2 separate regions of the Mus musculus genome follow, and region 1 is linked to region 2. The links are chromatin loops, found by intact Hi-C in ENCODE. Cell type or tissue: gastrocnemius. All regions are shown on one strand. Links, peaks and the distances in the headings refer to the core of each region. The heading gives the core; the rest is flanking DNA. Region 1 overlaps Cep162 (centrosomal protein 162). Region 2 overlaps Cyb5r4 (cytochrome b5 reductase 4).

Evidence for each region. Hi-C counts contacts between places; a loop is a spot of excess contacts. Peaks named below come from ENCODE experiments on the same cell type or tissue, not always from the same donor. Only the 100,000 strongest peaks of a DNase experiment are listed, where the experiment ranks them.
Region 1: a loop joins it to region 2, with 2.0 times the contacts of the local background. A loop is called at or near these places in 2 of 42 quality-filtered maps.

The regions. Positions count from the first base shown.
Region 1 is chr9:87,218,247-87,234,482 of GRCm38, forward strand. Cep162 (centrosomal protein 162) reads right to left here. Exons shown (of 27, transcript NM_199316.2): 10 at 13,733-13,924; 11 at 13,132-13,213; 12 at 8,908-9,181; 13 at 7,433-7,694; 14 at 3,798-3,928; 15 at 2,852-3,079; 16 at 2,205-2,345; 17 at 259-371. Among named protein-coding and RNA genes, the nearest start is that of Cep162, 29 kb to the right of the region's middle. In gastrocnemius, for the core only: no CTCF peak of the experiment used is centred there; no DNase peak of the experiment used is centred there.
Region 2 is chr9:87,036,202-87,052,437 of GRCm38, forward strand. Cyb5r4 (cytochrome b5 reductase 4) reads left to right here. Exons shown (of 16, transcript NM_024195.2): 5 at 2,525-2,554; 6 at 4,181-4,265; 7 at 5,052-5,109; 8 at 6,579-6,672; 9 at 11,273-11,305; 10 at 12,901-13,023. Among named protein-coding and RNA genes, the nearest start is that of Cyb5r4, 22 kb to the left of the region's middle. In gastrocnemius, for the core only: no CTCF peak of the experiment used is centred there; no DNase peak of the experiment used is centred there.

The DNA of each region.
Region 1 (16,236 bases), core at 3,429-11,428, 180 kb after region 2:
ATCTATGGACAAAGGCAAATGCTCTATTTTCAGTTTCTTAAAAGCAATGTCAAACTCACATGTGGATATACTAGCTATCAATTAGTAAAAGAAAAAATCATCTCAATATATAATGTGAGTTATGAGACTGGAAGTCAGTATCCAAATGAAAAAAGATAGATGCACTAGTGCCATTTTCAAGAAAACCCCACATTATTAATATACCATGCTTAGAAATCATTAAGTACATGTAAAGATAAAAACTTCAAAAGAACTTACTTTAAAGAGGCCAACTCACTAAATAAATTCTGATTTTCTTTAAACATTCGCTCTTCATTTTTCTTATTTTGTTCCTGAAGATCTTTTACTTGATTATACAACCTTTCATTTTCCTTTTTAAAAAACAGAAAAATGGATTTTAGTTAAGTATAACATAAAATGAAATGTTAATAGAAAAATCACTTAAGTGATCTTTAAAATTTCCTGTTTTTAATTTTATAAATTTAAAATCTTTTTCATACATCTATTATCTTAGACAGCAACTTAACTAGACACAACTCTTTTGGAAATGCCAAAAATGTTTACTTGAAAAAAAAAAAGTTGGAACAAAACACCCATGGAAGGAGTTACAGAGACAAAGTTTGGAGCTGAAACGAAAGGATGGACCATCTAGAGACTGCCATACCTGGGGATCCATCCCATAATCAGCCTCCAAACGCTAACACCATTGCATACACTAGCAAGATTTTGCTGAAAGGACCCAGATATAGCTGTCTCTTGTGAGACTATGCTGGGGCCTAGCAAACACAGAAGTGGATGCTCACAGTCAGCTATTGGATGGAGCACAGGGCCCCCAATGGAGGAGCTAGAGAAATTACCCAAGGAGCTAAAGGGATCTGCAACCCTATAGGTGGAACAACAATATGAACTAACCAGTACCCCGGAGCTCATGTCTCTAGCTGCATAAGTAGCAGAAGATGGCCTAGTCGGCCATCAGTGGAAAGAGAGGCGCCTTTGTCTTGCAAACTTTATATGCCTCAGTACAGGGCCAAGAAGTGGGAGTGGGTGGGTAGGGGATTGGGGGGAGGAGGGTATGGGGGACTTTTGGGATAGCATTGGAAATGTAAATGAAGAAAATACCTAATTAAAAAAACATAAAAAAAAAGTTACAGAATTTCCCTAAACTGAAGGGTCTAGTGGTTAAGGAGTGTAGTAAACTGCACTTCCTCAGGGTAAATGTATAAAGAAGAGTGGAGATGGAGTCACCACATCCTATCACCGATGTGCTGAGCGAAGGGTGAGAAAGCCCAGGGGGACTACAGACTCGATACTAGTTTGGGTCAGAGGGGCTTCTAACAGTGAGGTAATTAGATATGGAACAGATGGATCTATGATTAGATTTACTGACCTCACTTTACATTGAGAATTTGTTGAAAATTAGGAGCTTTTGAGGAGGTAGCAAAAACTCCGGATCACCTCAGCATGTGTGGACCATCGCCCAGCAGAAGGCACGTCAACACAACTTACGTATGTCTTCTGAGGCGACAGCAGACATACTTATGGGTGTATGAAATCTTAAAGTCCCTCTCTGTATGGCAAGATGAGACAGGGCATAAAGAACCTGAGTGGCTCTCACTACACTGGGGCAGCAGTGTGTGCTGGCAAAACACTCAGAGCAACTTATGTGACAATGCTTTCGCCAAATCCTCTCTGGGGGATAAAATACAGCTCAGAACTTAGGTTGCAGTTGTAAAAGACACTGCAATGAGGTGGAGGACACGAGAGGAGAAACAGGACAGAAAGGGAGGCAGAAGAGGAAGGTAAGTCTTAATTAAACCTGTCCAGGTTTTCGCTCCTCAGAGAGACTGAAGGATGATAGGATTGCACATGGTTTCACAGCAGACATTAGTTAATATTGAAAACTAGGTTTCTAATTAAATCAGAAATGATGCGCTTAGGTACTTTAATCTGGCTAATAAACGTTCATGACAACAGACAGTGCATGTCTATCCCTAGGACTTGGGAGGTGGATCGCAACCTTGAGGTCCTCCTGGAAAGTAAGTGAGTCCCAGGGCCCAGGAGGGAAGTGGGGGTTGGGGGGGGGGGTTGGAGAAAAGGTGTGTGTGGAGGAAGCCACTAGTCAAATTATTACCTTACTTATATCTGAATGCTACATGACCACAGCAGTATTTTAATATGCCTTATTTTTATAATTATTACTACACCTGCTGGTAGCCTTGAAGAAGTGTCTCTTGCTCTTGTATCTCTTTTTGAATTTGTTTCAGTTTCTCTCCAGTGAGGGGGTCAGATGTTTCTCCAAATTGTAGCCACCTCTGTTTTCTGCTTGTTTCTTCAAAGCTACTTAACTTTAAGAAAATGGAGGAATTGTTTTATTCACAGAGTAAAATGAAGTGAGGAAGATAAAGGGGTTGTTAGACACAAAGCATCTCCCTTGGTGACCATACTGGGAAGTGCTATGACCACGGTCAAGTCAGCACAGGGATTTTCTGGGGAGAGAAGAGACTCAGAAACTAATGGCAACACACTGATTCTACACCATCTCATGCTGTTTTTGCTAAAACTCTCACTTCTCTGAAGGCCATAATGAACTCCTTGATGTGTTTTTAAAAGGGCAGCTGATACAGGAAAATCATCCAAATGGGCCAGTTTCCCTTTTCCTCTTTCCAGTTCACTCTTTTGTAAGGAGAGAACCAAGAATGAAGTCTGCATTTTATGTGGCAATTACATCATCAACAGCTCCAGGCACCAAGGATGACAAGGAATTTAGTAGGAAGCATAGGGTTTTTGTTTTGTTTTGTTTGTTTTTAAATAAATAAAAAGGAAAATCAGAAGAGAGCGGTGTGTTTGTTACCTTGGCCTGGAGAATGTAGTTCTCTTGGTTCAGTCTGAAGAGCTCTCTCTCCTGTTGCCTCTTGAGGCTTTCCACTGTGTTCTCCAGTTCCTTCTCCTTCTCACAGAATGTCATTTTCATTTGCTCCATCAGTGCTTGTGCACCCGTCCATTTTTCCTCCGCATCCTGAGCTCTTTTCAACATTAGTAACTCTTTCTCTCTGTTCCCACCGTAGGATCCCAAAGGCTCCTTTCAAAAAAGAAGCATTGCCTCATTATACTAGCTGAACCTTTAAGACTAGAACACAAACAGAAAAATAAAGACTGGAAGCGACATGGTTAACAATGTTCCACTATATAGCTGTCTCTTGTGAGACTATGCCAGGGCCTGGCAAATACAGAAGTGGATGCTCACAGTCAGCTAATGGATGGATCACAGGGCCCCCAATGGAGGAGCTAGAGAAAGTAACCAAGGAGCTAAAGGGATCTGCAACCCTATAGGTGGGACAACAATATGAACTAACCAGTACCCCCAGAGCTCGTGTGTCTAGCTGCATATGTAGCAGAAGATGGCCTAGTTGGATGTCATTGGGAAGAGAGGCCCCTTGGTCTTGTAAACTTTATATGCCCCAGTACAGGGGAACACCAGGGCCAAGAAATGGGAGTGGGTGGGTAGGGAAGCAGGGCAGGGGGAGGGTATAGGGGACTTTTGGGATAGCATTTGAAATGTAAATGAAGAAAATATCTAATACAAGAAATTTGAAAAAAAGAAAAAAAAGTTCCACTACAAAGAAACTGTAAGAGCAATGCGAACACAGAAATTTCATATTTTATTTGTATATATTAATCAATTTCAATTGTGATATTTTCTTATATACAGTGTACAATTAACACATACTTTATAATCTAGACTTAAAATAATTTTAAGATATAAAATTAAAAATACTAAGATGAACTTCAATACCTACAGTCTGTAACTGAACAAAGGAATCATCTGAGGGGTCTTCAGGTCTCTTGGGTGTAGCTGGGCTACCTTCACGGTGAGGGGATGGTTTATTCGAAGCTGCAGGCTTGATGAGTTTTGTTCCAGATAGTATTTCTAAATATTGCAGAATATTTAGAACAGAACAACAGAACAACAGAAGAAAACATTACAAACACAAGACTGGAGGTGCATCTGGCAATGATGGACAGTAAGCCCGAGGACAGGCAAGGGAAGGTAAATGACCACACTGCCACAGTCCTTACACTATGGTCACTGCATCCCCACAAGTCACCCACAGTCAACATCTACTTTTGACCCAAGACACTTGAAATGACAGATGGAGCTAAATGAATGTGAGGAGACTGTGAAGCAGGGTGACTTTAAGGCTTTATCACCTTTGAACAAATTATTCTTTAAGATGGTTACAGTAAGGATATCCTTATGATGAATCAGAAAGAGCAAAGCTGGTAATCATCAGCAGTTTTAGTTGAGAGTCACTGTTACTTGAGCACTATTTTGATACTCGATGTGTGATGGTATTACACCATCAATGGAACAATTTAGAGACCACCATAACAGCTGACCTAGGTCTGAATTCAAAGGTTAATAGTACTGCTGTAATTCAAGAGCATCATTTAACAAATTAGAAAAGAATGTGACAAACCTATATTTTGGCCAGATTTTCTGATTTCACAGTAACTTCTAAATCTCCAAAGGTAGAGATAATTGTGAGGCTGGCACACCATTCAGTTAGTAATAAGGACTGTAGAGGAGATACCTCGCTGGGTCTTAAAGCCCACATTCAAATGCGACCAGGTCTGATCATTCAATAAGCATTATCCAGTTGCCTTAAAGGTAAAAGTCACTTCACATTTTGTATGTTTGTAGCAATTTCCTCAAGATCCAACTGTTTAAGAATAGTGTTTTTTAAATTAAAAATATCACCATGTATTTGAAAATATAGAAAAGCTAAAAGAAGAAGTAATTCAATACTTGCTCACAGAAAGATTTCATCTTTCTATTTTTTTGGGAGGGGCATATAAAGGTTTTCCTTATGGTCATTATTACATTCAGTGTGCTTCACATGTTTCTAAAAAAGTGACTGGCAATACCTAACACTGACAAGAAGCCAGGAAACACCAATTCGGCTTTAGCAATCTCTAACAGTGGTTCTCAATCTGTCCTTGTAATCCAAGGACACTGCCTTCCCTCTAACAGATATCTAGCTCTGTCATGAGCAGAGAGGTGTGCTTAGCTCAACATAACTGGCTTCTTAAACCATATGCAAGTTGTGGTGGCCACAGCTCTAGTCAAAAGATGGAAGCAAAAGGCTCCAGGTAAGTGTTCCAGGGAAGAAATCCTACTGAAAACACTGAGGATCTGGCTGCTCTACTGTCATTTCATGGACAGAATGTGGACACAGACATCATTTTGTAAGATTGGAGCTGGAGGGACTGGAGAATGGTCAGTGGTTATGAGCATGTATTTTTCTTGCAGAGGACCTCAAACCCACATCCACTCCAACTCCAGAGGGATCTGATGCCTCTGTGGACACCTGTACACATGTGCACATATTCACACACATACACACACACACACACACACACACACACACACACACACACACACACAAAATAAATCTTAAAAAAGTCAGAAGTCACACTGGATTCTTCTACATGAATGAAGGGATCTGGTTCCTTCCCTAGCTGTAGCTCTTAACTATCTCTGGATCAGTGCGAACATCGCAAAGAAAAGAGTTTTATTTGGGTAAGCAACAGGACTTTTTTTTTTTTATTCAAACCCAATGTTGATGTGAACCGAATTCTCAACACTTCCACATACCAGTTTCCTTCCCAAGGAACCCAACCTGTAACAATTAACCACTCTAAAAGAATTATAGTTCTGAGTAAGTATTGCTACTCTGGGTAAATTATCAATAAACACACACACACACACACACACACACACACACACACACACACACACACCAGTCTAAAGAGAGATCAAAGGTCAATGAAAGAACATATTTGTCCATAACTTCATTTTTTAGTATAAAAATGAGTAATGTGCTTTGATTCTGATACAAACACAGTGAGATTTTTAAATATGGGAAAACAAGTGTAGAATATTAGTTAACTTTACTCTGTCAACCCACTGTTCACCTTGATCCTTTCTCAATCACCGTGCCACATCTGCCTTCATGTGCAATGATTTCACCATCCTCAGGCTTTGGTTCCTTAATGGCCCCCTCCCTCAGCTGCTCACCCACACTGGCATGATCTAGGTTCTCACCAGCAATCACAAAATGACCTTCTAACTTGCACCTTAGTATCTGCTGGCTCCTGCTTCATCTTCACTGCTATCTGACAGTCCATGCCAGATTTCTGGGAAGGAAGCAAACACGAGGAGGATTCACATTTCCTCCCTGTAGCAGCATCTATCCAACTGGCAGCTTGTTCTCGCTTTCTGTGCCTCCACGTTTCTTAGAACTCAGGACTGTCCACACTGCCAGCTAATGAAGTCCTACTGTGCACCATTACAGTTTTTCTAAGGCAAGACCACCACCCTGGCACTTACTCCTCTACCTACTACACTGCCCACTCTTCTCCTTTTACTCAGTCTTTCCTAACAGCATACACAAATATAGTCACCACGGCCACCAAGAGCAAAACCAAAAGGTTCTTTTCTTAAAAAATAAAAGCAGACTTATTTATGTTATGTATTTGAGAGTTTTGTCTATATGTATGTCTGCACACTAGAAGAGGGCATCAGAGTCTATTTTAGACAGTTATGTACTGCCTTGTGAGTGCTAGAGCTTAGGACTCTGGAAGAGCAGCCAGTGCTCCTAGGTGCTGAGTCATCTCTCCAGTTACTCTTTTTTTTTTTTTTTTTTTTTTTTTTTAAAACTTAAAAATATTTACTTAATATTGTGGGTGCATGTGTGTGGTGTGTGTGGAGATGTAGAAGCCAGAGACGAACTTTAGGAGTTGGTTCTAGGACCAATGCTGGTTGCTAGGATGGAGTGGCACAGTGCTATTGCACTGACCCCCAAAGCATCTCTTAACTCCTCTCCCCCGGTCGGCTATGCCATCTTCTGTCTTTCACAGGCACTTTCCTCCAGCATGTTCTATTACTTGAAGCACTAACTCTACCTCCTCCTCTCCTCCTCCCATTCAATCTGCTTTGCCCGGTCAGCGATTCAAGGGAAATGACCTACATTGCTGATGGCTACCTGCTTGTTAAAACCAAAGGGCAGCTCTCAGTCCTGCTTCTTCCCCTGTGGGCAGCAAATGGCAGAACAGAGCCTCCTTGAGGTACAGCTTCCCTAGACTACAAATTCTGTCAAGGTTCCTCCTGCTTGCTCTGCCTGCTCTGCAGACCCTCGTTCTGTTTGATCTCCTATAGTGATTCTACCTTTACATATATTTTCAATATTCTCATCAACCGCTTTTCACTGTCTTTACTGCCACTGTCTTGGGTCAAAAGCTGTAAATGTAAAATGTAAACTGAAGTCAGCCCCAAAGGAATATACAGTTCTTTACTATTCCACAAAACCAAAGAAAATTAAAGAATGCACTCTATGTATCCAGTTCTGTCTTGATAAGAATATACTCTTACCTCTTTTTCTAAATTGATTTGAGGTGGGAATGGATCTCACACTTTTAGTTTTTGTATTATCCTTTGAAGTTTTCTTTTCAAGGGCTGAAAATAACTGGAGTGGTGAACTGGGTTTGCCGTAGCCTGAGCTCCGAGCTGATGCGTACAGTCCACTCTGTGGCTTTCTCTTAGGCAAAGAAGGTGTGCTTCTGGCCTTCTTACATGGAACCTGTTTACCAATGACAGGCACCTCTTCCCCAGCCCCGAGCTGGGACCTGGAAGTCTGCATATAACAAGGACAAGCCCGCTAGTATTAGAATGAACTTCAACCGCTATTACAAATGAAAATTAACAGATGGCAAGATTGTGATTAGCAAACAATGAGGTTTGTGAAGGGCAAACTACTCTAGCAAGGGTCTCTACTTCGTTAGAACTTCAGTGTTTTGAAACCTATCCTCAAAGTTAGCATTAGGACAAAGTACTTCAAACTAATATGCTTGTAACTGTGGCTACCAGTACAATGAAGACATCCAGGATGAAGAGATTTTGAAATGACAATCAAAATAGTATGCTTCTTTTCTCTGGATTTAAGTACATTAACAATAGCTACACTGGTGACGGTTAGTGAACTGTCAACCCGACAGTCCTGCTGCGGTTGGGACACTCTCCTGATGGTGGTGAGCAGGCTCACCGTCATTCCCTGACTGGGATCCCAGACGACACAGAAGGGGAAAGGAACTTTGCTGTACTGCATTCATTGCTCTCGTCTTCTTCATTTCTGCTGCCTTGACTTTCCCATCATGGTGGGCTATACCTTGAACTGTGAGCCAACAAACCCTTTCCTTTTCCCCCAAGTCACTTTTACCCCCAGAGTATTTTATCACAGTAACAATAAAGAAACTAATGCAACACCCTGCCTCACTTCACAGAATTGAGAAGCTTTATAGGAGAGAAAGTGAAAGTAAAATACTGGAACCTGGGACCTATAAAGAAAAAACATAAAAACAGAGAAAGAAGGAACAATGAGGTGTGAATTTTGCCACAGTTTCTAATCACAATCCTGTAAAATGCCAACTCTCCTGTGGGGCAGACCATGAGGGAGATGAGCCATGAGCAATGCGGTGATAAAGAGACGACTTCTGAAACTGTCCAAGTCTTACACTCATTATTAAAGGTAAGAGACAGAAAAGAAAAGGCAAGAGAGAACCACAAGGAATGGCGCACGCCTTTAATCCCAGCACTTGGGAGGCAGAGGCAGGCGGATTTCTGAGTTCAGCCTGGTCTACAAAGTGAGTTCTAGGACAGCCAGGGCTACACAGAGAAACCCTGTCTTGAAAACCAAAAAAAAAAAAAAAAAAAAAAAAAGAAAGTGAATGCTACTTTGGGGCTACTTTGAGCTTGAGACTGGACATTTTGGTAATAAGGCCCACCCACAGGAAAGACAGCACCCAAAGATGATGTCATCAGCCCCACTAATCCAAGCACACACATCTCACCTGGTTCATTTTGTCATCCTGAGGTAATAGTGAGGGGTTAACTGATGTTTTCTTCTTCAAAATCTCCAGATACATTTTGTCCAAATGCTCCTCTGTAGCTGGACAGCTGCTGCCCATGCCCTCATCTGCTGTCCTGTGTAGAACCACACTCTCATCGTGTTTGTGGGGAAATTGGATCGCATGTCTAGTGTCTTGAGACACAGTGTTTGTGTTTGTCTTCAGGGGTAAAGAGCCTACAGATTCAGCTTCTTTACTGTCCGTTGCTTTCTTAAGGCTACAGAATAAAACAGAGCACAGTATAAACTGAAGGTAGCATGAATTCCTCAGCTACCCACCCGCATTTGTACGTACGCATGAGCTGTTAACTACTGAGATGAAGCTACGATGCTAAATCTGTCGTTACGGCACAGCACAACAAAACCAATACCAACTGCGCAGGACACACAGGGTATGATGTACCTGCTTACATTTTTTCTGTTCTCTTGAGGCAGGGTCTAATGTAGCCCAGGCTGGCCTCTCGCTCCTATTTTAGTAGAGGATGATCCTCAACTCCTGACCCTTCTAACTCTGCGTGCTGAGATTACAAGCATGTGCAATTCTAATTTCAGATAATTTTAATGCAGCACAGTAATTTTTAGCCACAATTTCTTATTAAATCAATATGTACTTGAAGTATGGAAATTTTTTTAAAAATAAATCTCTGTAAGACTAAGGTTACTATAATTTATAACAAGAAACCATGGAGTATAAATACTAAAAAGCATAAAATAACCACAGCATAGAAAAAATTTAAAACAAAAAGAAAAAAAAATCACCAGAATTTTAAAATAAAGCATTTACCATTTAATGAACTGAAACAAATTAGGTAAGTATTAAAAAGTCAGAAATATGGGCTGCAGACAGCCTGCTGCTCTTATGAGGACCTGGTTTCAATTCTCAGCTCCCATAGACTGACTTACAACTGCCTGGATCTCTAGTTCCAGGGGTTTCAAATCCCTCTTCTGGCTCCCATGGGTACTAGGCAAGTATGTGGTGCACTGAGATATATGTAGGAAAAAATTCATATACATATTTTTTTTTTAAATCTAAGAAATATAACTCAAGGAATGTCCTATATTTGGTTAAATATCAGTAAACCACAAGGGTTCTAAAAATAGGAATATCTTATGATTTTTAATTGAAGAATAGTTTAAGAGGTTACAATTTCTATATTATGTAGACCAGTTACTCAGTAAATGTTGGAAATGCCTAAAGCACTTAAAACCAATGGGAGAAATATCAGGTTCTTTCTTGTTTGGGGCAGCAGAGGATGTGTAGATGCTAAGCCAAAGTGTTTCCTGTTCTTGCTGGGTACCAACTAGGCTGCATTCCTTGCTCTCTTGCATTGGGACGGGGTCATTTATTAATTCCTGCCATTAGAATGTGAGTGCTGGGATAGGTGGGCTTTAGGTATCAGGAAACTGATAGTAGAGGCTAGAGAAAGGTAATTATGTTTTCATGCAAAACATTTGCTAATCTTTTACCTACGACTTCACACGAGGCAGACTACATGACACATTTCTGGGGTAGTAAGAGAAATAGGAATAAGCAGGTGGCTAGAGAAGATATAATGATGGGAAGTGCTGGTTATTACTGGCTATGACTGGCTATTACAAGAAACCAGACGAACTCAGGACAAAATGGGCTCTTGTAGAGGACTGACAAGAAAAAAACCTATTGGGCTTTCTCTTCATGTCTAGACATCAGCAACAGGACTCACTCTGGGAAGATGATATGAGAAAGAGTTTCATTAGAATTTTCAGTTCAAAGACTGCCTAAGTGTCTCTCACAAGAGCCATATATCCTGTGTGGCCTTCGGGGTCATTGTTCCAGAGGGTCAAGAACCAAACACCTCAAGTAGATTTAAAATTTCATCTAGCAAAGACCTCTGAATCGAACATGGAATGTGGAGCTGACTAGAGCCAAACAGACCAGAAGCATCACTGACCCAGGTGTGACTGAGAGAGAAGTGATGGCCAATGGCTAAAGATTTAAAATGTGCTAACGGCTACACTGACATTTCTGAAATTATTGTTCCCTGGATCATGTACTTATATTTGTTTTCATTTTATTTGCTATCTGTTTATTCTATTATTTTTTGTGGTATACATATTTAACATAAGATTTACCATCTTTACTATTATAAGTGCTTATTTCAGTGGTAAAACATTAAGATTGTTATGTTGAACAAACGTTTCAGCACCCATGCCCATATTCTGATTTTGTGAAGCTGAAACTCTGCAAGCATCAAAGATCCCCTCACCAAGCTACTGCTGCAGCCCCTGCCTTTCTTCCTTTTGTCCTATGACTTTGAAGTATTTCATATAGTTCAAACACACAGGGGCATATGGTGTTTGTTTTCTTCTTGGCTGACTTACTCCCCTTAGTACCACATCTTTGTGATGTCATCTTTGCCAACTTGATACAAACTAAAATCATCCAAAAGGAAGAAACATCAGTTAAGAAAATGCTTCTGGAAGATGGGACTGTAGGCAAGCCTGTAGGGAATTTTCTTAATAATTGATGGTTGATATGATGCTGGCATCCCTGGGCTGGTGGCCCTGGGTTCTGTAAGGAGGCCGAGTAAGCCATGTTAGCAGCACTCCTCCATGACCTCTGCATTAGCTCCTGTCTCAAGGTTCTTGCCCTGTGTGAGTTCCTGTCCTGGCTTCCTTTAATAATGAACCGCAGAATGAAAGTGTAACGTGAATACACCCTTTCCTCCCCAAGTATCTTTTGGTCATGGTGCGTCATCACAGCAACAGTAACCCTAAACAAGATAATCCTCAAAAGTAGTGGTGAGGATGGAGGGACTGGAGCCTTTGTGCATTCCTGGTAGACATGCCAACCAGTACAGTTGCTGTGAAAGATACTGCATCACAAAGAGTAAAAACAGATCCAGCATGATCCAGCCATTCCCTTTACAGGCATGTACCAAAGCAGGGTCTGCTCTAGAAAAGGTATTGTCCTCAGGTTTTAAACAATATAGAAATGTATGTTTTAGAATTTGTAACATTAAAATAATTTTACAAGCTATCTAAGAAGAGCCTCTGTAACATCACTGAGTGGCAGGCTCTGCTCTGCATGCTGACTGGCACACAGCTCCGTGTGAGACCACACTTGCAATTTGAGGGGTAGATTTTAGCCTAAGCTTCTCTGTGTCATTTTCCTTTCAACTACCTAAGTAGGAACAAGGTCAAGAAATCACAAGCAGATTTACCCAATGAGAACATGGCAAAAGCTGGGGCTCAAAATGTATGTGGAAACACAAATTAGATGATGACTGGATGGTTTCATGGAAATGTTTCAAGGAATCAGAGACTGGACAATGCAGGTGGCTAGCATATGGACCTCCTGTGTTCTCACATTAGGGACATATGACCTTGAACAGTTATTTTAAACTTAGACCTCAGTTTTCTTGTCTGTGAACCATGGAAAGCAATGGAACTATATTCAGAGCTTCTGACGGGCTGAATTAACACACACAAAGAATATGTAGTTCTCGCTTACTGTTAGCATGTGATGTATGTTAAGTGTCATCACGCTGTGGTTAGAGCTCGTTAGCTCAGAGTTTTCTCTGAGAGAAGAGTCTGAAGGTGCCTGCTGGTATGTTCTAAGGATGTGAGGGAGAGGATATGATGCTGCAAATGCTACATGAATGCAAAGTTGTCTGCAACAGGTTCCTGTGACTGTTACTCTGCCCTGAGGTGTGACAGAGCCCTGCAAACTCTGCCACCAAACCCTGGAGCTGCAGGATTTCCACGAAGCCTACTTCTCCCATGACCTCAGAGCTCAGCCAGTGAGATGATGGCCAGCTGGTGACTAAGTCAGAACTGATTAATAAAACAGAAAACCAATGATTCACATAAAAATACAATTAATTTCCCCCTCACAATGATTCGACTATCCATGTGCCACTGAAAGACGAGGAATCATATTCTCAGTGAAAACATTAGAACTCATTAATGGCACCACCTTCTTAGTAGCTCTTTTTCTCTTGGTACCAGGAAAATTTTAATGGAGACAGCAGTGGCACATGGGTAGACACACGGAAGCCTGTGTTTTTCACTAATTCACTAGAACGATTCCACAGAATAAACGGCTATACGTCTCCCTGTGAAGTGAAACAGTAAACACTACTCAGCTAAGCAACCATCCTACACAGGCACTGCCCAAACCTCCCACCTGATAGGCTGCAAGTCAAAGGCCCTGATCCCATAGGAATCGATCCTGATAGGCTGCATCAGCTCCTCCACTGTGGGCAAATCTAAGAGAGAAGAACAGTTAAATGAAAAACCAAAATCGATGCCTAAATTGCTTAATTTACACACTGAATCTCACCCAAATCACAGCTTCTCTACTTCATATAGTTAACAAATGGCATATGTAATAACCTAAGTTTGTATAACAAAACTGCACCAGGAGCTTTTTCTTTGAACTTATAAAATACATCTCTATTATCCATACCCAGACCAGACACACGTTTGTTATGTATTTTCTTTTTAACCTCAATACTATTTTCTATTAATATATATATGTGTGTGTGTCAAGTTTGCTGCTTAGTTTGGTCAAGGCACATTAGAATGTGAGCTGTATTCTACATTTAGCTCTAACTGTGGAGTTGATCCAGGTGGGGTTTCATTTGATCACGCCCATTACATTCAAACACCGAGAAGTCATCACCACAAAAATTGTATGCAAAATAGTGGTCACTATTTAAAGATGGTAAATAGAGAAATTCTGTCTGTTCACCCATCATCCGTCCACTAAGTCTGTCAGCTTTTACCGGACTCGGTGGTAGAGACGTTCTTTGAAGACTCTTCGTTTTCTTGAAGACCATCTTTTATGGAGCTCCTGACAGTTTGCACAGTGCTAGCCTCAATTCTTGGTTCGCCTGTGTCTCCCAGAGAATGAGCTACATGACAGTAAGCTTGGTGCAGGGCTTCAGTGTCACCACTGCTTTGTCCATAAGGAACACCTGTGGAAATAAATACAACTCCTGTGCATCACCTCATACAGACAAAACAGAGTCATTCCGGAGTCTCTCAGGAATGGTGAACAAGGCGGCAGGACAATTGCATTACTACAAAAGCAGAGTCAAGCAAAACCTGGGTAAGCTATCAGAGTGAAGTCACAGCAAGGTGAGACCGGTCCTGATATAATTGTAAAGTCTAACTTTATCAACTGCTGCCTTCTCATGGTCCTCAACCAACGTCTCTGTGCTGGGTAAAACTATTCTTACGCTTTCTATATGGATGCATCCCTCTGAAGGACCCTGTCCTTGCCTTACACTAACATTTGCGCTCTGCTTGTGTGGTGGCACCTCAGTCTGTAGGCTCTACTATAAGCATGCTCCTCTAATTCTGCAAACCACCGAGTATTTCAACATCTTGTTAAAGCAGCGGTTACTCAAAGCTGCTTCTGAATGGCCAACTCCAGTCACGTGTCCGTTCTGGGCTTGTAAGACACCTGATATTAATTAATTACCCTTTACTTGGTCATTGTTTCCTCTTCACTTTTTCTTCTTGTAATTCCCACCACTCCAGCCAGCACATTTCCATTTTTCATTTGTCAATGGCCCATTGTCTTAGTGTCTCCAATTGCTATGAAGAGACACCACGACCAAGACAACTCTTATAGAGGCCAAATGTAATTGGGGCTGGCTTACAGTTCAGAGGTTAGTCCATTATGATCATGGCAGGAAGCATGGCAGCATCCAGGCAGACATGGTGCTAGAGAGGGAGCTGAGAGTTGTGCATCTTGATCTGACCGCAGCCAGGAGAAACTGACTCTTCTGCATTGGGCAGAGCTTCAAAGCCCACTCTGACAGTGATGCACTTCCTCCAACAAGGCCACACCTCTAAATAGTGCCACTACCCAAGGCCCAAGCATATTCAAACCACCAAACCCATCAAATGGTCTATCTCTAGTCCTCTTTTAAAACCCTCTGAATATTTTTAAAAGCCCAGTTAATTCTTCCCTTTTTCCTCCCCTTTGTCCTCTTTTTTTTTGTTTGTTTGTTTGCTTGTTTTTGTTTTTCCAGACAGGGTTTCTCTGTGTAGCCCTGGCTGTCCTGGAACTCACTCTGTAGACCAGGCTGGCCTCAAACTCAGAAATCCGCCTGCCTCTGCCTCCCGAGTGCTGGGATTAAAGGCGTGCGCCACCACGCCCGGTGCTTTTCTGTTTTAAATTATATATTATTATTAGATATGTATGGTATGCATATAAATACATGTGGGGGTTAAAGTACAACACTGGAGTTGGTTATGTCTATCTATTGGTTCTAGAGATTGGGCCACCAGGCTTGCAAGGCAAGAACCCTTGCCTGCTGAGCTATCTCTCTAGACCCTTTCCTTTCTTTTTTGAGGAAGGATCTTATGCAGCCCATGCTGGCCTCAGGCTGTTACACAGCTTGAGCTGACTTTGAACTTCTGATCAAGTGTTGGGATTATAGGCACAAACCATCATGCTTGTTGTACAAAGCACTGGAGTCTAAACCCAGAACCTTGTAAGTACCAAGCAAGTGTTCCAACAAACACAGTGGTATCTGAAGCCCCCAGCTAGTTTTATCAAGACGTGATAGATAATAACCTTATCTATATGCCTGTTTCATTATTCCCTAATCTATATTTCTGTCCTCTTTTTGGAACACCAAACTCTTTAAATTTGCAATGTCTTGTAAAGTCAATCATACAACATACTCCCAACTAAATTCCCTATAGTCCTCACCCAAGCCTGTTTTATTACAGTGTTCCCTAGTTTTAGCTAACAGGACCATTTATCTACTCAGCCACTCAGAACACAGAACCTTGACAGCCACCATTTACTCCTCCTGCCCTAGCGCCCTTCCTTTCAACAGCTGACACATTTTGGGAAAAACTAATGAGAATAATGACCTAATACTTTCATGAATATCTTCTTGATATTTTATTGTTTTAACAGTGTACTTTTCAGAATTGAGGAATAAGCCATATAATGGGAAAAATTTAAATAGGGTGACCAGTCTCCCTTTTTGACATCTATGGTTAATTAATGCTTAACAGTCACATCTAGGGGGGAACAACCAAGAAAATATTTTTTTTGAAAAAAAGAAAAGCCATAAAGTGCTTTCTTTTTTCTACAAAAGTAGGAGGACACTGGATGAGCTGCTACGTACATTACAGAAAGCCCTGCATGCTGAGTGGGTGGCATTGCAGCACAGAGCATCCATGCCATTCAGTAGGTATGAAGGGTCCGTAGGGGAGCTGCAGGTCTTGGAGAGCAGTAGCTCTCAACCTCTTTGGGGTCAAA
Region 2 (16,236 bases), core at 5,099-13,098:
GTGTACCACAAGTTTGAGGGATCCTTAGGCTAGTGTGAAGGGGAGCCTTCCTACCTTGTGACATCTTTCAGTTTGAAAATTTGGATGTTATTTTAGTTTATTCTTTAAAACTTTAAAAAACTCCAAACAACTTGCTGGGGGATTAATGTGATCATAATTGTGTAGCACTTGTGTGGCTATTAAAATACATTAGACTTTTGTGAATTGGCTGCTGTTATTACAGTTAGACTTAAGATCCGATCCCCCCCCCCAGCTTTTCCCCCTCCCCTTACCCCCTCCACACTGAAGAGCATAGTGCAGCTGACTGCAGCCTCTGACTAACTGAGCTCTTCCAGAAGAGAGGCTTTAGCCAGACATTAGGAACATTTAGCCAACATTAGGAAAGGATGTCAGTTTTGTATTTCATGGAGTCTTTCAAATGATGCAACTAGTTTTCGACAAATACTGAATTTCTTCTTAGGGAAACTAAAATGATGAAAATGTAAATGTGTTTAACATGGAAAAGAGTTTATATGACTCAGCTTTTTAAAACTTAGACTGGTATAATTGTGAAGGTAATTTAAATAATTTAAGAGGAAGCTTTCTTCATACTGGAATTTTCTTATATTAAAAAATGGGCAGTGAGGGAGTTACTTCTGAAAAAATCCAATAAGTTATGGCAGATTGAAGTCAGAGCACATTAGGCAAAATAGTCCTCTGATGTAATTTTTTTTTTCCTAGAAACAAATTACCTAGAGTAAATTTTCAAAATCTATGAGTGCCTTGGGTAAAAACAGATTTTTTTTTCATGACAAATGAAATGCATTAGGCCACGGCTCTAAAGTACCCGGAGATGGCTTTAATTTGCAGCACTGTGAACTCGCTGTTTCTTTTCAGGTAAAGCAGATAATCACAGCTGCAGTAGCCGTCACAGGTCACACTGATGGGGGACAGTTAGGACCAGGCAAGGGACGTCAGTGCTCCCTTACAGTGGTAAATGGGGTTCGTAGGCATTGAGAAGCAGTAGGCATTTGAGGTGTCTCTTTTATCCTGCTTCAAGTCTTGTATGTTGTTAGGAAGTACTAAACAACAACTTTTCAAGAAAAGTAGGGTGGAGCTTCAGGGGAGACAGATTACATCTTGGCTTTGCTGAGGAGCTGTGGGTCAGTTTAGGCCTTGGCCTCTTCTTGAGGAATGTAAATAAGAGTAAGAGTCCTTTCAGCCATAGGATTATTTTGATTAACAGGGGGAAAGATGACTGTCTGGTTTTCTTAGTTATTATCACTGTGTGTTGGAGGAGTGAATTAGAGGAGGTTATCGGAGTTTGGATTATCAGAAATTAGGAGACAAAACATTTGAAAGCTGAACATGTCACACACCTGTAACTCCAGCCCTTAGGAGGTTAGACAAAAGGACCACACGTTTAGGGATCCTGAGGCTAGTGGGAAGGGGAACACCACCTTGTGATATCTTTGACATTTTGAATATGTTATTTTAGTTGGTTATTCTTTAAAACTTTTTAAAGCTAGTAACAACTTGCTGAGGGAATTATTATGACCATAATTGTGTAGCACTTCTGTGGTTATTAAAATATATTAAACTTTTATGAGTTGGCTGCTATCCTGAAAAATATACCTGAAAAATGTTTTCTGGGTTTTTTAACTCTAATAATTGTATCATATGTACATATGAAAATCTTAACATATTTGCTTCATTTTGGTGACCTTATGCTTATTATAGTATAGGTATAGTTACAGACTGACAGACTGATAATAGTCAGTGTTAATATTTGTATTTTATAGACTACAACCAGTATATTATGTTTTCTCTATACTAAGTTAGAATATGAGATCTCAGACAAAGCTTGGGGTGTAAGTGCTCTTAGGATGTGTATGTGGCTCAGTTGTAGAACCTGTGCTATGCATTCTCAGAGTCCACAGATTCATTGCCAGCACTTGGGAGTAGGGGGTCAAGAAATAAATCTACCAAAATACTGGGAGGGAGATGCACAGATGTATGTGTACACACACACACACACACACACACACACACACACACACACACACACCACTATCTAGAGCAATGGGCTGATGGTCTCCACTAGAGTGACTTACTTGAAAGAAAGACCTTCGATGTCATAACCCTATTTCTTTTTCTTTTTCTTTTTCTTTTTCTTTTTCTTCTTCTTTTTTGGACAGACAGATGGGTGGATGGATGCGGCAGAGCTCTCCAAGCCAAACTACTCAACCAACAACTTTATTTCTTTACTTTGGCCTTTTTATACATTCTTAGACAAAAAAATTATTTAGAAAATTACCTCATATATAAAATGTTACACAAAATGGGAGTTATAGAAAGATGTTTATATAAGTTTTAAATAGATCATATGTGTTCACATATAATGAACATGTATAATAGCCCCATTTCTATTCTTGTAATTTTTATTCTGTTTGTTTAACAATAACATAGTTAACCAATGAAAATGACTTGATGTTCTCTTTCATGTTATAGTATTCTTATCTGACTTTTTCCTTTCCAAATACAGACTGTCATGAAGGAAAGAGAGTCTTAAATGGTAAGTCATATAAGTTAATAATAAAAATTACTCATATTTACATGCTTATGTGTGATAGTGCTACACAGAATTGTCTGGAGTATTCAGACTTTTTTAAAATACAAAAGCTGCTGTTGCTTAGCCAAGCTTAAGGGATTTACTAGAACATTATGGGCCCCTTATTTTACCTCTTCCTCTTAAAATAATTGCTTCCATGAAATCTTGAGCCCAATGCATAACTGCTTATAGTGACTAAAATAGGGCTAAGGTGGTCTCTTAGGCATTTGACAGATTTCAGTAGCTTATTACTCTAGGCTGCTCCTTGACTGAGCAGTATGGACATTCTCATGGTTGGCACTGTCCTTTTAGCATCCAAGTGTGCTGTGGTGGTCAATACCCATTCATGAAATGCATGGGGCTCCTCTGAATTATGTTATTGTACCTGTAGATTCAGATATTTTTTCCCTCCCCTTTTACAAAACCAAGTTATAGAAATAGAGTTAGCAAGCTAGGTTTGCAGTAGAATTACAATGTTTTTAAGAGAGAAAATCGTCTGTAATTTGCCATGTATGATGTTTGGAGTTGTTATGGTGTAAGACTGCAGTAAATGCAGGGCTGATCTTGGGCTCCATCTGATGGTGACTCTCCTGTGATGTTACAGAAATAGTCGTCCCTCTTACCTACCATGTGTGGCTTTCTGTATCTTTACTTCTGGTGCACTCTAGTTAACATTGCAATTAAAAATAGCCTTAAATGTGGACCATCCCGCTTCATTGTGGAGCCGATCCATGTTGTGTCTTGGATCCTGTATAGCAGTGAGGTGCATATGTATCTGTTTTTGTGTACGTATCTATGTACATAGGTATAGATTTGTATTTTGTAACTGTCTCTACATTTGACTTATCTAAGTCTATATGGTAACTTTATATTTGCAAATGTAATGTGCCTGCTTTTTGTATCATTATTCCAACAGCTGATTAAAATCCTGGGTGGGATAGATGAGTTTTGTTGTGCGATAGGGCCCAGATCCCTTAAACTGCCGTCATCTGGTCAGCTAGCACTGTTGAGAGGGAGAGTGTTCTTTTGGACTACCGTACTTCTTTACACTGTTCTAACTTGGGCTTACCCCGTGTTCCCAGAGGATAGCATGTAAGATTTGTTTTATGGTTTCTTCTTGTACATGTTGAAATCAAGATAGATTTGTTAAGTTTGGCATTGCTCTCTTCTCATAAGCTGTATCTCTGTGCTGCTCTCTTGATTTTTAAGAGGTATCTGGAATTGATCTCCTTTGTGCTGTGGTAGGTTTCACTCCTTAGAACTGTAATGTGTATAAGGGTAGACAAAAAAGCCAGACCAAAGGACACCATGTCTTATCATCTCTTCTCTATATAGTAAGTAGTGCCATTAATACATGTCCATCAGTTTAAATCTACTCTAGTGTCATAAGTCACAGTAATGGCTACCACTGGGAGAGAGTAAGCTTTTGGAAAACACATAAAGAAAATGCTGGTGACAAGGGTTTCTCTGCCTTATGAAAATGCATTTAGTAGCATATTTATTACTATGTCCTGTATGTATGTATGTATATTTATTAAAATGGGTCAAGTGTGATGTAGATAAATTGCTGTTTGTTTTGTTTTTGAGAAGGCATGCTTCCCAAGAGCCAAATGTCAGACACACTGCCCAGGGATGTGACAGACACACTGCCCAGGGAAGACCTCAGTTCTCCAAGGTATGCTACTCTTACCATTTCAGAGTGATAGCAGTTCTGCACAACCCCACAAACGTTATAGGAAAGAGCCAAAGGGTTGGTTTACTGCTTCCGGCCAGTCAGTCTTGCTTAGCGCACGAACTGCAGTACCTCATTTATCAGATGCAGAGGCAGCGGGAACTATTCCATAAACAGATTTTAAGTAACCAAAGTTGGATTCATTTTAAATACTTTAAAACACTGTCTTTTTTTTTCTGATAATAAAATATGTATTCAGGGTAGAAAGTTTAGAAAACATAGAAACAGGAAAACCAGTTGTAACCCTATTAACCTTAGACCTGGCTGCCTAACATGGTGCTTTCTGACTTAGGCACCACCTGTCCACACTATAATCAAATTACGGTTACGGTCTTGCCTGTGAGCAGTATCTGTTGTTAGTATTCTGTGAAAGCATTTTTTATTTGCTCACATAACCATGCCACCATTTATCTTAGTATTCAATCTTTATATACCTATTTTGGTGGAGTTTTTTTTTTTAAATAAATGTTAATGGAAATACTTTAATTTAAACACTAATTTTCCTAACCAAATGTTTGTTCATGGTGCCTTAAATGCACTCAGGCTTCTTTTTTGTTATTCTTTTCCCCTCCAGTGGTCTGTGCTAACAAAAGCACCTTGTTATACACAGGGTTAAATAAGTTTGTGGACAGTTTTGTTAAGGGACTAAGAATGCCTCCATGTGGCTGTCTTTACATAGATAATCAGTATTGACTTAATCAGCTTTACCTTAACTTTGATTACTTACAGCTATGATTGGTTCCAAACAGAGTCTTCAGTCACCATTGTTGTATACACCAAACAAAAGGTAAGCATCTATCGAAAACAAATAGTAATATTTGTCAGTTTATTGATATGAGTCCTTTTTCTACAATTTTTTTTTTTTTTTTTGGTTTTTTGAGACAGGGTTTCTCTGTGTAGCCCTGGCTGTCCTGGAACTCACTCTGTAGACCAGGCTGGCCTCGAACTCAGAAATCCGCCTGCCTCTGCCTCCCGAGTGCTGGGACTAAAGGTGTGCGCCACCACTGCCCGGCTCTACAATCTTTTCTTATATTAACCAATTCATTCTTCACAACAACGTCAAGGCAGAAAGCACTGTTCTCTCCACTTTACAAAGAAGGGTTAATTTGTTTAGAACTTAGGTATTCTGGCTCCTACCTGGCAGATATGCTGTGTAGTCTTTAAATCTCTTAAATATTGTGTGTGCTTTCCAGTTAACTTCACCATAACATGACATCTTCTGAGATTAGAGAACTTATACTGCTGAGACTTAATACGCTTGAACTGTCCTGGCCTTCAGGTGCCCCTGTGTAACAAAGGCTCATTCACTTACAGGGTCTTTGAATGGCACCTCCTCTTCTATAGCAAGCACCATTAGATGTTTTCAGCCACATAGCCCAATGCCTGCTGAGCTTCCACACTTGAGCCTTGTGGATCTAAAGGAAATCCCTGGAATTTTCCAGAGTTCAAGCTACTTTTATAGAAGTGCAGAGCCTCATCAGAGCAGGGGCCTCCTCTCTCCTGCAGTGGGGATTTGAACACTGTGTTGGAATGGCCACCCTCTTGACTGATAACAGTTGAGTTGGCTCAACACACCACTAGTCCTATGTGCTTTTTCCCTCTAGCTCTTCTTTCCTCACCCCACAGTTTAAAACTAAGAGGGCAGCCCCAGAGAAGCTGGGATCTGCTCTTCCTTAATTCCTGTGGGGTTTGAAGTGCAGGGACCAAAGAAAAGGGAGACTACTAAAGGATGATGTAGTCAACACATGGTGTAAGTTGTAAGCACAACACACTTTCACTAAGTCTGCACAGAAACGAAAGATGTCTGAAATGTCCCTGAGTAAACTTTTCATAGCTGACATTAATAGGCTATGTACTTCTCCAGCATCACACAGTAGTGGAAAAACCAAAATGAAAATAGCTAAAGATTTTGATTTCTGGCTTATATTTTTTATTTTTTTGCTGCATTGTTTCTCAAAAATAATATTCTTGAGTAACTAGCAGATGTTCTACAGATAGTCTAAAACCAGATAGCCATGGTGGATACTGAACAGAGCACATGTCTGCTTAGTGCTAGTCCTACCTTTGTAGACTTACAACGATGCCCAGAGAAGGGTAGGAATTGCCTTGAATGAGAAAGAAATGAGAACCAGGAGTAATATTTATGTTGCTGGAGATCTGTAAAGCGGTGCATGAAAATGTCACTCAGCACCCCACAAATGGGGTTGTTGGGGTCAGTCTCATGCTTTAATCTTTCTGTCTTTACTTCCTTTTAAGAATATCAGTTTAGACTCAGTAATCGTTGACCTCCAGGATGACTCCTTGAGAGCAGAAGCAGTCATCAAGGATCACTCTTACCTTGTACATGTTGGTGAGTATCGCATTCTTATTCATGAGAATAGCTTGCTTCCTTTCATTATGGCAGCAGCCTGCTCTGCAGTCGAGAGTGCTGTGATATTTTATTTGCTATTGTTGCTTTGGGTTGTCATTTTTGATCCTTTTATAGTTACTGTTTTCCTTCATGCTAATAAAAATGAAAGCATGACCCCCTTTCCAAAATCTAGGCAATCAGAAGTCTAATGTGCTGTCCATTGCATGACAGATACCTGACTTCAAGCAATCAGATGTGGTCAGAATCCATCATAAAAGTCTCTCATACTTGATAGCTATAAATAAATCTCTGGAAACCTTTGGTCACCATCTGAGCATTCCTTACTGGGGATGCCCCATCCTTGCCAGCTCTGTCACAGGATGTTAAAGGCAGAGACCAAACACCCTGAACTGCAAGTTCATATCGTGTCCCTCAGTTGCTGATCTCCTCACAGCCCAGAGATAAGCCTTGTTGATTTGGGGCTGTCAGAAGCAACGAGTCAGCACTGAAGTTTGGAACCAAGTGTTGGATCCTGTTTCTCACTTATAACGAGTTTGAGTCTAGGACTTCCTTGTTTTCTCCTCTTATGACTATGACGTATTTCTAGTTGGAAAATAGATATGTCACACCCACAAATATCCCCAAACAAGAGCAAATATATACTAGTGTTTTAAAATGAATTGTTATTGTGTATCTGTGCTTGGTGTGTATGTGGAAGTGCCATAACAACATGTATGGAGGTTAGTTTTGTGGACTGGGTCCTCTCCTTTCTACCCTTACATGGATTCCAGGAAAGGAGGGAGCTCAGGTTGTCAGGCTTATGTGGCAAGCACTATTTCAGGATATCTGATCATACTGTGACCCCCGAGACTGAACACTGGGAAAACCTGTCTCTGGTTATGGTGTGCTCAGCTCTATCACACACGTTTAATCCAAGAGTGTTGCAGGATATTTGATTTGATGAGACTGTGTATTGAAAAATCTGTTCGTAGTTGTGGTGTGGCTCAGACTTAGCACACACCTTTAGTCCCAAACAATGAAGGTAAAGTTAGTTTGTAGTAGGAAGCACCTGTGTTTAAAAGTGATGCCTAATTGTGTGGCAGACAAAGTGACAAATCAAAGAAAGATTTGACAGGATAGGATATGCACAACTCTTGTGAGATGAAAGCTATAAGAGGGAGCAGTGCAGGGGGTGAGGCCGTTTCACTGGAGAGTGTTACAGAGACAGGTTGAAGAGAGAGAGAACAAGCTAGACAAGGTGATGGCAATGAGCCAGAGAATGAAAAGGAGCAAGAAAATTAGAACAGATTGCCAGAGTTAGTGTGAGGCCGAGCAGTGCAATTCAGGAGAAGCTGAGAGAAACCAGATTGAATCAGTCAGCATGGAAAGATATTTTGAGCCAGAATAGCTGAGTTGACCAGCCAGCCAGAGTCCCAGAAAGCAAGTCTCAGGCTAAAAACATTCTAGCCCTAGATAAGATTGTACAGAGGCTAGAAGCTTCCAGGACTAGGCCTAGGTTAACAGAATGAAGCAGTAAGCCTCAGAAACAAGAATTTCTACAGAAGAATAAAAGATACAGTTAACAAAGCACCTTTACCCATTGAGCCATCTTACCAACTCCCAGCTCCCACAACAATGCTTTAAACGTGGCAGTTGATTGAACAAAAAACAGGTTGAAGTTCTCAACTCTCAGAACTCTGCTCACTACTTTGTTATTTATTAATGAAGAGAAGTTCCTTTAATTCTAAATTCAGTCAGAATTTACTTTTTTTTTTCTTTACCAACTCCCGACCCCTGACCCCAGTGTCATTCAATAGATGATGAACATCAAACCTCTAAAGCAGTTGTTCTCAGTCTATGTGTCATGACCCCCACAGGGTTTGTATATCAGATATTTACATTATGATTCATAACAGTAGCAAAAGTGAGACAGCAGTGAAAATAATTTTGTTGTTGAGGGTCACCACAACATGAGGAACTATATTAAAGGGTCACGGTGTCAGGAAGGTTTTGTGTCCTAAGCTTTTTTTCTTGGAATCTGCCTTCCCTATAGAATGCTTAGTTCTTCTCTTCATTAGAGTTTTCTAAGAGATTTGGTTTTTGTTTCACTTATGTGTGTATGTCTCTTTGTATGTGTGTGGGTTCCCACAGAGGCCAGAAGACGGCATCAAATCCCCTAAAGTTGGACTTACAAGTGATTGTGAGCCGTCCAACCTGGGTGTTAGTAACTAAACTTGGGTCCTCTAGAATAGCAGGGAGAATTCTTAAGCCATCTCTCCAACCCCCAATTCTTGTCTTTTTTACTAACGTACCGCCTATTTGCCTCTTATGGGAAAGACTAATTACACTAGAAAAGCTAGCCTTAGTCATTAGCATTTTAAGTTCCAACATTTACTATTCTTTTCAAATATATATAAACTTTGTTCTCATTGTAGTCAACAGCTTATCTTGATTTTCTTTCCAACTGAGTTGTAACGAGAGTTATCCCCAAAGCAGTGCTGGTAGGAGTTCCCAAAACAAGTGTCTCCACACTGTCCGAAGTGAGATTCTTCAGAGAAGGAATCCCTAACCATCAAAGTCTTGTCTAGACACACATTAGGAAACTTAGTTCAGGGGCTATCCCATATCATGGGATGACTGTTAAAGAATGGGATTTTACACCTCGTGATGACTATAGTGATGCAGAGGAGAAGTCAAATTGAGCTTATATGAGGATTTGGGGAACTTGGCTCTGGGCTATAGCTACTTTAAGATCTTTTGGCCCATGGGATAGCAGCATCTTTCAGAGTATTGAGACTCTGATTGACTTCAAGACCACAAAGGAAAACATGTAGCTGGCTGTATTCCAAGGCCATCAAGGTACTTCATATACTACAGGACAGAGGAAGTTGGAGAAACTGGATTTGTATTGGAGGGGGAATCTCACTTGCACACATATAAAAAACAAAAATTCCAGTACAAAATATGCAATTCAACATACACATTCATGCTAGGATTGAGCTGGAAACCTCTTCCCTGCTTTGTAGCTTTCAGAGTACCAGAAGTGTTATGCAGGCTGTGGAGGGAGAAAGGCAACAAGGGTTTCCCGGGCAGGGAGCTCTATGAACTACAAGCTTCAACCTGCCAGGAAATAGTGGTATCACTGTGATAAGGATAATCAACCTCTCCCTGATTGGATTGGGTCCTCAGAAGGACACCACACCTGATGCTGTAAAGCTGACCCAGAACCACTTATTCCATAAGCCTATGACGAAAATTGCTACCTATGTAGCTAGGTAGACATAAAGTCAAAGTGCCTTCTAAATATCTGTGTTCATAAACAGACAGGCGAATCTCAGTTCTGACCAGAGAAGCTTCCATTCATAGTGAATAGACCATTCATAATGAATGGTAGTGAATACAGAGACACTTGGCTACCCAAGATGATGAGCGTGACAAATGCGGGATTAGCCCTAAAGAAGTCATTTTTATTACCCCTCCTAAGGCTCAGGGAACCCTGTGGGAGGGGGAATAGAAGGAATTTAAGAACAAGGGGAGTGAAATTCCATTCTCTAATTGACATAACCTATGTAATTATGAACTCACAGCCACTGCAGTTACTTGGTTTAGATATACACAGCATAGGCCTTCTCAACAGGCATTCATGGGTGGGGGATGGAGGTAAGGGAGAGGCCTGTGGGACCCTATCCCTTGTTACTGAAGTATAGGTTTCTGATGGAATCTGGACAAGAGGGAGCCACTATCTTGAGTTGCATGCACACTGGTGAACCCACCAGGCTCTAGTGGATAGTTCAGTGCAAAGATCACACAGATGACTATGATCCAACCCAAAGAGACACAAACAATACAGACGTGAATGTGAGAAAGAGCTAAGTAGGCAGAGGACAGGTGGCCAAGGAAGAGAGGAGAGGGAGAGAAGGTAGGGCTACAAGCAATCATAGTACATTTATGTACATAACAAAATTAATAAAAAGTAAGCTCTTCCTGGATGCCAGTGCTCTATTGGAAAGACTGAAACACTGGAGAATTCAGATGCCAGATAATCATATTGATACATTGAGATTTAGAGAGAGTGGTAAAGCCACACCTTGCATTCTCCTTTTCTAGAATAGATGTTACTAAGTGCAAAGTCTGTCTCATGTTAACCATTATATCTATAATACCTGAAAGTGTTTGTTGCTTATAGATTGTTTCCCCCCCCCCATTGTTTTGGGGGCACTGAATGGATGTTCAACTATAAGAAAGAGGCAGGGCAGCTAAGTTGACTGTCTGACCCATGTGAACAGGGCACAGACTGCACAATGGAGCCTGAATCCCAGGGTCGCCTTCTCTTTCACCTGCTCTGCTCACTGTAGGATTGTCAGTGTGGAGAAAGTGGGTTACCAGCTTGTGATGCTGAAATATTTACTCCTTAGTTAGCAGAAAGAGATATGGGAAAATGGAAGTAGTTAGGAACATTCATTTTCATTTAGTCTCTCATTTTTCTAGTCCTAAGCATTTTGAAATAGTGCATTAAAAATGATCTTACAGGTGTAGGACTGATTTTTGTGAATTGAATTTTAGTGGTAATGATAAACTTTTTTTTTGTATATAATCTCAGGGCTAAGCCATGAAGTTCAAGAAAATTTTTCTGGTAAGTACCAAAAATGATAAACAAATTATGCATATATAGATATAGATTTATAGACAAACACACACACACACACACTCATAGGAAGAAAGAAATCAAGGCCTTTATCTTATTTTCTTACATATTTATTTTCATGTCATAAAATACACTCATTTTGGGGGACCTTTGGGATAGCATTGAAAATGTAAACGAGGGCGTGGTGGCGCATGCCTTTAATCCCAGCGCTTGGGAGGCAGAGGCAGGCGGATTTCTGAGTTCAAGGCCAGCCTGGTCTACAAGGTGAGTTCCAGGACAGCCAGGACTACACAGAGAAATCATGACTCGAAAAAAAAAACCAAAAAAAAAAAGGTTTAGAAAATGTAAACGAGGAAAATACCTAATTAAAAAAAATACACTCATTTTAAAGTACACTCGTGTTTCTGTTTTTTCCTATTTTCTTTTTCTTTGATTGTTGTCTTCTTTTTTTTAAAGATAGATTTATTTATTTATTTATTTATTTTATGTATGTGAGTACACTGTAGCTATACTGATGGTTGTGAGCTATCATGTGGTTGCTTGGAATTTGAATTCAGACCTCTTCTTGGTCCGGTAGGCCCCACTTGCTCTAGTCAGCCCACTTGCTCCAGCCTAAAGATTTATTTATTATTATATCTAAGTACACTGTAGCTGTCTTCAGGCGTACCAGAAGAGGGTGTCAGATCTCATTATTGATGGTTGTGAGCCACCATGTGGTTGCTGGGATTTGAATTCAGGACCTTTGGAAGAGCAGTCAGCGCTCTTATCCACTAAGCCATCTCTCCAGCCCCTTCCTTGGTCTTCTTTAATTTTTTTCCCCTCTTTTTCTTCCTTAGAAGTAGTCCTGTCTCCTTTCTGTGATTCCTCTCTGCCCTGCTCCTCACATGCAGGATAGGCACACAGAAAGGAACACTTTTCATAGACTCATGCAGTCATGTGGATGCCAGGTTCACAGTGTGGAAGAACAGACAGTGAGCTGCTGAGCAAACTGACAGTTTGTGTGTTACAACTTTAAAAGCATGTCCACCTCATCAGACTTAAGTCAGGGCCTAGAAGTCCACATTTATTATTGGCCCCACATGTGGAGCTGTTCTAGTCCCCGAGAAAGGAAGAAGAGCATCTAGAAGGCTTTCAGTGATCAGAGATTCCCATGGACTCCCATGGCCTTCCTCGGTGCTGAGTCTTCTGAGTCTGTTCTTATAATTTTAGGTTCAGTGTTGTTGACTTCTGAGCTTTAATTAAAAAATTAAAAGGAAATACATTTAATTTGGTTTTGTGGGTCCATTGAATGTGACTTAGGTTCCAAGCTGTTGGCTAGATCTATCTGTGCCCCTTTGAATGCTACACATACAATATCTGACCTTGATAAGTTGGTTTGGAATTAGCCAATCTGAATCTAAAATAAACTGATTTAACATCAGATAAAATAAAAACCAATTTTATTAAGTAAACAAAGTCTTATTTTTCTATTATCATCATCATTATGTAATAGCATACAGTGTGACTGTATGAAAAAGGTTGGTTTTAAAATAATATCTCACATTTAATGTTAGTGAAACAAATAAAATTTCTCCTCATTTCAGTACGGGTTATTGAAAATGTTGGAAAAATAGAGATTGTCCTACAAAAGAAAGAAAGTGTTTCTTGGCAATGTCTTGGTGATCACCTGGAGAAACATGATTCTTTCATTCCAAAGAAAGATACAGGTATGCAGTACTCTTGTTCTTCGTGTTTTCTTTTAAAGGTTTTTGTTTGTTTGTTCGTTCATTGGGGGGTGGTGTGTGTGTGTGTGTGTGTGTGTGTGTGTGTGTGTGTGTGTGTGTGGCCTGCACGTGAAAGTCAGGGGACAGTTGCAGGAGCTGATTCTCTTCTGTCTTTAAGTCATGGGAATCAAATGCAGGTTGTCAGGTTTGGCTGCAAGCACCTTTAACCATTGAGCGACCCCACTAGTCCATCTTTTTAAAGAGTAAGGGATGGGATTCCAGTGGTTTCTCTTTTCCCCTCTGTGACCTGCCTGTCTCACAGTCTTGTTTGTCCTTTGTTTTGATGTTTCATACCAGATGCTGTCTTTGATATTTTTGATTCTCAAGTGTCTGCTCATGTTTCAGCTGATTAACAGCTGTGCATGAAGGGTTGGGCTTGTTGCCAGTGTATTCCCTGTACAGTTGAATGTTTTCTCTAGGGAGAAGTCTGATGCCAGGATTTGTGAGCCTCTAGGGAACAGTATTCTCTCTCGCAGTCTTTTGAAAGTTTTGTATGCAAAGAAAGCCGCAGTTCTCTAAATGTGACTTAACCTCGTCCTTCTCTTTCCCCTGATTTTGTTTTTCATTGTTTTGTATTATATTTCTTTTCTTTCTCTAGAATCAGTCACTGAGAGTGAAAAGTGCTACTAAGAGGATGAAGCCTGTTGCCCAGTGGCTACCTAGTGATTGAAAAGGCCTAGCCAGACAGATACAAGCCTAGTCAAAATCAGTGATACTGAAAATGAGGGCTGGCCTCTGGAGATCAGTGATTGTCATTGAACTGGTTTTCCCTGTAATTTTCTGAGGCATTATATGAGCTCTTTTATCCCTGCTACAAGTTTCTTTTAGTCCTGATCCACCATTAAAAAAAGAAAGCTTGAATTTTAAAAAAGGAAGAAAGGAAGAGAGAGAGTGAAGGTGGCGGGAAGGAAGGATAGGGAAACTAAGCAGGAAAGCTTCAGCTATGTTCTTGCATGACACTGGAGCCGGGTAAAGGGCACAGTAGATTCACTGCTTTGGAAATAGCCCCATGTTTAGGTGTCCATTTTCTTTGACAAATGAGCAAAGGCAATTTCTGCTTCTGCCTTTCTTTTCCTTAAATCCTGATCTAAACTGTAGTGGAGCTGAATTGTCTTACAATGTATTACTGACTTGCTGTCAGTCCACCTTGCACTGACAAGGCAACCACCATATGGTTCTTAGGTTTTTGTTATGTGTTAATTAAATTTATTGACATTTTAAGATTAGTATGTTTCTTAGGTAAGAATTTTAATCTGAAAACAATCATGTAAGTTAGAAATCTATAGTACAGTGTGTTCTCATGCCAGATCTTCATGGGCATCAGATGGAGATGTAGTCAAACACAGGCATCAGAAGGAAAAGTATCCTGTTGTTTATCTTTAATTCAGTGCAGTTGTTATTAGTTTAAATTCTGTGGTACTTCTGACTGCATTTTATTCCTCAGAATGAAGATTATGAATGTATGTATGTATATGTATGTGAGCGTATACATGGACACATGAACAATTTTATTTATGTAATCTCAAGTTTTATTATTTGTTTTTTCCTATAATAAAGATCTGTCAATAAACAACCCATAAAATTGGTATTAAGCAAAAATATTTTTTAATCATGTCATATTTTTGACATGTCAACAGCAGTATGAGCCTTTAGATTAACCTATGCATGTGTGCACAAAAACACATGCCTTAAATTCAGGTTGAACTATATGAGACTGCTCACATTTTCATATAGTTCATATAGTTTCACCAGGGCTTCTTAATGGCTGGCACACATGTACCATGGAGTGTGCACCTGTGAAGATGCTTGCTAGAACATGGTGAGCAGTCACTTCTCTCAGGCCTGGACCTTGGACCTCCTCCCCCAGCCCTTGCCTAAGCATCCATGCTTTTTTTTTTTCCTTTCTTTTCTTTTCTTTTCTTTTCTTTTCTTTTCTTTTCTTTTCTTTTCTTTTCTTTCCTCTTTCTTTCTTTCTTTCTTTCTTTCTTTCTTTCTTTCTTTCTTTCTTTTTTTTTTTTTTTGACAGGGTTTCTCTGTGCAGTCCTAGCTGTCCTGGAACTCACTCTGTAGACCAGGCTGGCCTCAAACTCAGAAATCCGCCTGCCTCTGCCTCCAGAGTGCTGGGATTACAGGCGTGTGCCACCACTGCCTGGCTATGGTTTTCTACCACCTTGGAAATATTCATAGTTACTAGAAATGAATAAATTCTGTGGCATGTTTCTCCCCATTTTACTGTCTGAGTTATCTGTTGAGCTTAGTTGGTGAAAGCTATTCTTTGCAAGGTAACTTGGATATGCCTTTGTATCTTACTAGCCTGTTTCCCTTTCTATGAGAATTGCCTGAATATGAAATCAGCACAATACAAATTGATGAGGCAATATGTAAGTTAGAAATCCCTACGATGTTACAGCGTGAAGCAAGAGTTTAAACAGTTAGGACTGAAAGGACTTGAACACTTTAGTGGTATTGGCATGGGAGGACATAGAAGGACTGAGATTCGTGACAGTCTTGTTACAGAGTTCTACTTCTGAGGTTCTGTTAAATCGAGGCTTCAAGAAAGCCCCCTCCCTCCTTGATTTATGGCCAGTATTTAAATATAAAGCCATAACTGAAGGAATCAGTTCTCATCCACCCATTTGCAGTAGTAAAACATTTAGTTGGCTTTAGGAGTATTTTTTAAGACTTGGTTTGTCACTGCCATTTAGAAAACCGGACAGGTATATATATATATATATTTTTTTTTTTAAACAATACTATTAAAGAGGAATGAATTTAATAATACTAATTTCTAAATCATATATGAAAATTTTCACTCTTGAGCATTCTTTTTCATCATGTTTTACCCCGATGTGTTAAGGGTATGTGTCCATAACACTTGCCGTTCTTTGTGCTTAAAGATGCATTGTGGTTAGATCCTATTATCTGTGAGAGATTCGATGTGATATACTGACACTATACTACTATAAGAAGTTACATGAAGACTTTCCAAAATTAGTGGAAAAGCTGAATAATTAACAGCAGAATATATTCAGTAATTTAATTTTTTTAAAAGTGTATATAAAGACTTTAGCCTTTGCTTCTTCAGTATGCAATAACATGCTAACAACCTCATGAATGAGTTATTTTATTTGTCTCCAAATTCTAATAAGCTTTTAT